Regions from separate parts of the Homo sapiens genome. Here region 2 is linked to region 1. Evidence: chromatin loops called from intact Hi-C (ENCODE). Cell type or tissue: IMR-90. All regions are shown on one strand. Each heading gives the region's core, and the rest is flanking DNA. Links, peaks and the distances in the headings are about the cores only. Region 1 overlaps MIR100HG (mir-100-let-7a-2-mir-125b-1 cluster host gene). Region 2 holds the start of BLID (BH3-like motif containing, cell death inducer).

Region 1 (2,913 bases), core at 308-2,807:
AGGGGAGAGAGTCATCCTCATGGAAGGAGACAAAAGAAACTGCACCCCGATGGCAGGGAGGTAAGCTGTCTACAGAGAAGGGTCCCTGTACTCTGTGTTGCGGGACCTTGTCTCTAGGCAATCTCTTTGAGTCAAATGAATAAATGTCCTTCCTATTTTATACTTACCTTATGTGTGGTCACGAGGATTACTTAGCCTTTCAAAGCCTGATTTCTCTTGGGCTTCGTCTAACTGCTGAAAACTTAGTTTGCTCTTGTAATATAAATAAGCACACTTGGGGCAGGGGGCTACATTTTATTCTTCCCTTAGGCAAAGCATAAAAACAAACAAAACAACCACCATGCCTAAAGTCTCCAAAAAGCTCATAGTTACCACAAGGAAAATATGTCTGCGGAGATTTTATTTATTGAATAGTGGGCAAAGACGTATTTTATGCTACAAAGATCTTCCATAGGGAGAACATATCATGGCAGCTCAGCAGTGGGCTGCGTAAAGTGTTACAGGCATGGAGAGGCAACGGATTTACGTATCAGGTTCATAGATGCATCCTTTATTAATCCAAAGAATCAATGCTGGCCAGGCAGGCTTTGTATTAGACACTGGGCACGCCATATTTCTTGGAGACTTAGAAAATTTCTATTGCCTTTTGATGCTTTGTGACATCATTTTTTTCAAACCACAAATTGGGGTGTGTGTTTTTGTGTGTGCATGTATGTGTGTGTGTCTAGGCAAATAAGCATTACAGTTCAAATGAGTATTTAATAATATTTATAACTTGTAATTTGATACATATAAATGGCACCCTAGAAATATCAAATGGACAACAAAAAAGTACCTTATTATTAATTTTAAAATCTAAAATGCCCTTCTTTTACTATGCGGTCTATATCAGGCCCTCACCTGCTTATCCTCCCCTTTCCCCACTCCCCTGATTTTTTGGCAGAGCAAGAATCTTGCCTTCTCAGACTGTCAGAAAAGTAATCTATTTTTAAATTTTCAGAATTTCAGGTCTCCTGTCATTAAACATGACAGAGGGATTTAGGGAAAGAGAAAGCATTGTTTGAAAAAGAAAGTCAGTTTTTAGTGTGACCTAAATGTATACAAGTCCAATGTTTAGACAACATAGCAGGTTAAAGCTGGATTTTGAACATATTTTCAGAGAGTGCTTTGGCATGCAGCATTTTTGAGAGAGGTGTTATGTAAGTTATCAAAAAGCATACATTTGGGGTAGGACTTTTGTTTTATCCAGAAGCTAAAAATCATCGAGTGTTGTGTTTTAATATGCAGATGACCCTTATTCTGATTTCAGTTTGGAAGCTTGATCAGGAAAGGTCTTTACTGTGGTGTTGAGGACGTCATGTTCTTCAGAAAGAAAGCTGTCTGTTTTTCTTTTCTCCAGAGGAACTGCAGTTTAGGACAGGCATAAAGCTGGCAACATAACCAAGGGCAGAAAAAAAATTCACCCCTATGTTCTATTTGTCAAACTGACCGGCAGGTCACAACCTGAAAGTTTATGGATCGGTGAGGCCTTGTCTCCGCATAAGCATGTTTTCTGGACTTTGGCTGAAGCTAAATTCCTGACTTCTGAAAGAGGGGTGGGTGTGGACTTCCAGCAGGAATAGCCAGTGGGAAGGAAGTAATATTCATTAAGAGTGTCTCATGCAAGCAGTGCGGGGCTAAGCATGCTCAGTGTAAATTCTCCTGGAGCCTGTCAAGCTATGTTTGAACTCGTTCCAGGATAGTGGATTTACTTTTTTTTCCCCACCAGGAAGAATACTCGATTAGACTGCATTTTGCCTTGCTTTTCCTTCTCCCTTTCTCTCTCTTTCTTTCTTTCTTTCTTTCTTTCTTTCTTTCTTTCTTTCTTTCTTTCTTTCTTTCTTTCTTTCTTTCTTTTTCTTTCTCTCTCTCTCTCTCTTTCTTTCTTTCCTTTCTTTTCTTTCTTTCCTCTTTCTCTTTCCTTCTTTCTTTTTTTCTTCTTTCTTTCCTTCCTTCCTTCCATCTTTCTTTTCTTTCTTTCCATTTTTTTTTTCCTCCAGAAGAATGGAAACAGTATTCTTTTCCGATCAGTTCAGTAATACAATGTCCTTCAGTGTCCATATGAGCATTTCAGTGGAGAAGAAAAGAAACTTTGCTACCTGGGAACTGAAGACTACTTAGGTCAGTAAATGCTAATAAAGTTCTTAAAGACTTATGGAGCCAGGAGTTAACTTTTCTTAACTGTTAAGGTAATCTACAGCTAATGTAATTGCCTTTTCAATTAGTGGGTGTACACTGATTTTTTTTTTCCACACAAAAACTATGTTTTTCATGTATTGGAGTGATTTCCCAAACACAGGGAAAATATGTCTTTTGGTTAATTTGCATTTGAAAGAACTTCTTTTTGTATGAAAGGTTCTTTCTCTCTACCACAAATTATGTGTTTTTTAAACAAATATTGTGGTGAGCTGATGTAGCCGTAATGGTCTGAATGTGGATGTGTTGTTCTGTGTTATATTAATTCTTGGCTTGGGTAGGTTTGGTGAAAGTTATTGCTTTTGTTGCTGCCAGAGATGAAAGAGAGTTTGTTTTGTTGTGGATGTTGTTTTGGAACTTTTGGTGAGCTTTGAGGCTGCCTTGGGAGCCCCTTATAGAGAGGAGAGCCATCTCTTTCCACGTTTAATGTGCATTTTTCAAAATATTCAAATTTAACTCTAAGACGGGAGTATAGCTTTTTAAGAATCTGTGTAGGAATAGAGTTTTCTTAAAAATGTAGTTTTGGAGGGAAATGGTTTATAGAAAGGTTTGTAATAAAGAATTTAAATCAAGACTGCCATGGTGAATATAAGCAAAAAATGCAAAAAAATACTGCATGCTATGTACATACTGATTCAGTTTAGGTTAATAATTTTACTTTTTAATTTTAAAAAAGTA
Region 2 (2,913 bases), core at 98-2,597, 250 kb after region 1:
CTAAGTAAGAAACTTCTACTTTTAGTGTCTTTTCTCTCTCAACACAAAAATACTCTGTAAGTCACCCAGATCTGGGTTGCCCATGATTACCAGGCTTTTCCCAATTAGAAATATGACTCATGTTCCATTTTACCAATACATCTCAGGCACAGAACTAGCAAGGAAAGACAAAATTAAAATGTTTCTGTAATTCCAGCCCATCAATTGAAACAAGATGTTTCTGAACTTTTCCCAATGTGAAGAACAAAAAGTAATAGCATTTTGTTTATTTATTTGTGTACAACACTGTGGTCAGGAACTTGTTGCTTCCCCAGGGAAATTGCTTGCAAGCATCACTGAGAAGAGGACTTAACAATTCACACTGATCATTCCCTGTGGTCTGCCATGGCGAGGGTGATACTTTCATGTTTTATAAGCACCAGACAAGAGAGCTGGATCAATTTTCTCTCTCGATATTCTAGTCTCTGTTGAAACGACTCCCTCAGACATCAGCAGCTCCGGGTTCTTTCTAAAAAATAAAGTAAGTACTCTTAGGTCTGTTCACAGTAAGGGACAAGAAGTCCAAAACATATCCCTGCCTTTTACAATTCAGAAATCAACGTGGAGATCTTTCCTACTTTTAGGCAGTACATACAGCTTCGCTGAGGTCTGTGTGTCAAACTTACTGAGAGGAGGACATCGTGGAGACTTATCGTTAATTAGCAATGCTTATGCATGCAAACCTTGGTCAGATGATGTTGTGTTTGGAGAAAAGAGAGAAGAGAATTGAATAAGTACATGACCCCTTGGAAGCTGTTTTCAGTTGAGGATTTTGGTGAGTAGCCACTTGAAATCAAGGGAAATTCCATGAATAGCAGGAGCTGGGAAGAAAGGAAGAGGAGGAAGGATCCCACCACTTTTTTCTTCCCATCTAACACCGTGCTTATGCAAAGCATAGTCCATATGAGATCTGCCTTATAAAAACTTGCTGAATAAAGCGAATGGAAGTTAAATTTTGGACTTTCTTCCATAATAGCTTCAAATTATGGTGACTTTGTTGCCTATAGAGGGCCAGGAAATACATTTCTTTGAGATCCTAGAATCTGAGTGTGTGCTCTACACAGGATGGATAGAGCGAGCCTCTGGCAGTTCCATTTATCCAGAGGCAAAAGCACGCCTGCCACTGGAGGCGCTCTTGGGTTCCAACAAAGAACCTATGTTGCCTAAGGAAACAGTGCTTTCTCTTAAAAGGTACAATCTTGGCTCCTCTGCCATGAAGCGGAATGTTCCTGGACATGTGCTTCAGAGACCTTCCTATTTAACCAGGATACAAGTTACATTGTTATGCAATTCCTCTGCTGAGGCCCTGTAAAAGGAGTGAGTTAGGACAGATGCAGCAAGATATTAGGACAGATTTCGCCCATTATTCAGGCTGCACAACACAGAAGGAAACTTGATTTCAATAAGACCCAATTCTTAACAGTCTTTTCTACCCACTTTTACCCATAACTTTTCCAAATTTGGTTCAAATTGTGCAGAGAAACAATAAAATTTTTAAAAAGGATAAACTGGCTAGTTAAAAGTAAATGGCATTTAATTAAAACAAATCTTGCAAATTCATGAAAAAACAAAAAGCTATGTGATGGTAAACCTTAGGGCAGCGTACAGTGCCACTGTCCTTTGCAGTTTTGAGTGTATTTCATTTGTACATTGGAAGTAGGTACTTGTCATATTATTAACAATTACTCTACTTAGTTGTACACTCAGCATTTGGCATCAGAATAATCTTGTGTAGTCACAGGGTTTTCATTTTCTTTCTGTATTTTTTAAGCATGTTTCTGAGTGGTGGTTCACATAAGCTTTCAATTTTAAATAACACAATCCATTTATTTCACTAGGCGTCTTTATTTGCTTAAAGTGAAGAATCAGAGATTGTCATTGTGTTGTAAATAAGTCTAACCTTTCTTTCCCTTTACAAAAAAAAAAACCTGTGGAACTGAAAGAAATAGAAATTCCAGTAATCTTTTATGAACTCTGTTATTAGAGTGAGTAGAACTAAATCTGTGGGGAAAAAAGGAAAAGGAAATGGAAAAGGTGTTTCAGAGCTTTTACTTTAAGCTATTCTAGTGTCCCCTTCTCTGCTTTCTTTCCACTACCCTGACCCATACCTACCCACAGTGAGAACTGAGCCCGCAGGGCAGCTCAGAAGCTGGGAGGAGAGAAAGAGTGAGAATCTGAGTTATTTTTCCTCAGTGATCTTAAAAGCTCCAGGCAGAAAAGACCCTGCCTATAGAACCTCCCTTTTGCATTTCTCAATTGCATCGGAGAAACTCCTAAATTGCATCAGTGATCCTGAAGCTGTTAAAGTAAAGAATTTTCTGTAGAAGAAAGAAAAGAGAAAGAGAAAGAAAAGGCAAAAACTTAATCATGCCTGGGATCTTTTGAGGTAGAAAAAACTGACAAGAAACAAACTTTCCTTATATTCTAGTGTGTTGGAAAACAGTGGAAGGACTGTTTGCCAAATTGTCTTAGCGGTTCTCAAAGATGGCTGGCCAAATCATAAGAGAATACGCTTAGGTTCGTGTAGTTCTGAGTCCAGCATTGTGGGTGAAGCACAGGTTTCAGCGTAAAGAAATCTGCTGTCTAGAAACCATGGGAAGTATGTCATCCTCTCTTTTCTTTACCATATAGAGATCCTTCATGGATATGCTGTTGTTTGAAGAAAATTTTGTTTAGGAAGTAAGAAAAATATAATTAACATTGCCCTAAAGAAGCAAAGCTCTTTATTTTCATTTTCACTTCCTTTTGCTTTTGCATTGAAGAGTTAAGACAACATTTCAGCAGAGAAATGTGGAGAAGGGTAAAGAGAAATCAATAAAGTTATTCTGTGACTTTCCCCAGGAGGGAGCAGTGTTAATCGAGAATGGCTTGCTT

Evidence for each region. Hi-C counts contacts between places; a loop is a spot of excess contacts. Peaks named below come from ENCODE experiments on the same cell type or tissue, not always from the same donor. Only the 100,000 strongest peaks of a DNase experiment are listed, where the experiment ranks them.
Region 2: a loop joins it to region 1, with 3 times the contacts of the local background. A loop is called at or near these places in 2 of 110 quality-filtered maps.

Annotation. Positions count from the first base shown.
Region 1 is chr11:122,366,743-122,369,655 of GRCh38, reverse strand. All of the region lies in intron 1 of MIR100HG (mir-100-let-7a-2-mir-125b-1 cluster host gene), which reads left to right. Among named protein-coding and RNA genes, the nearest start is that of MIR100HG, 55 kb to the left of the region's middle. In IMR-90, for the core only: no CTCF peak of the experiment used is centred there; a DNase peak (open chromatin) is centred at 1,675; H3K4me3 peaks cover 347 bases; H3K27ac peaks cover 829 bases.
Region 2 is chr11:122,114,034-122,116,946 of GRCh38, reverse strand. BLID (BH3-like motif containing, cell death inducer) reads left to right here and starts at 732. Exons shown (of 1, transcript NM_001001786.3): 1 at 732-1,607. The coding sequence starts at 1,025. The coding sequence ends at 1,351. All of the region lies in intron 4 of MIR100HG (mir-100-let-7a-2-mir-125b-1 cluster host gene), which reads left to right. In IMR-90, for the core only: a CTCF peak has its summit at 1,167; no DNase peak of the experiment used is centred there; H3K27ac peaks cover 518 bases.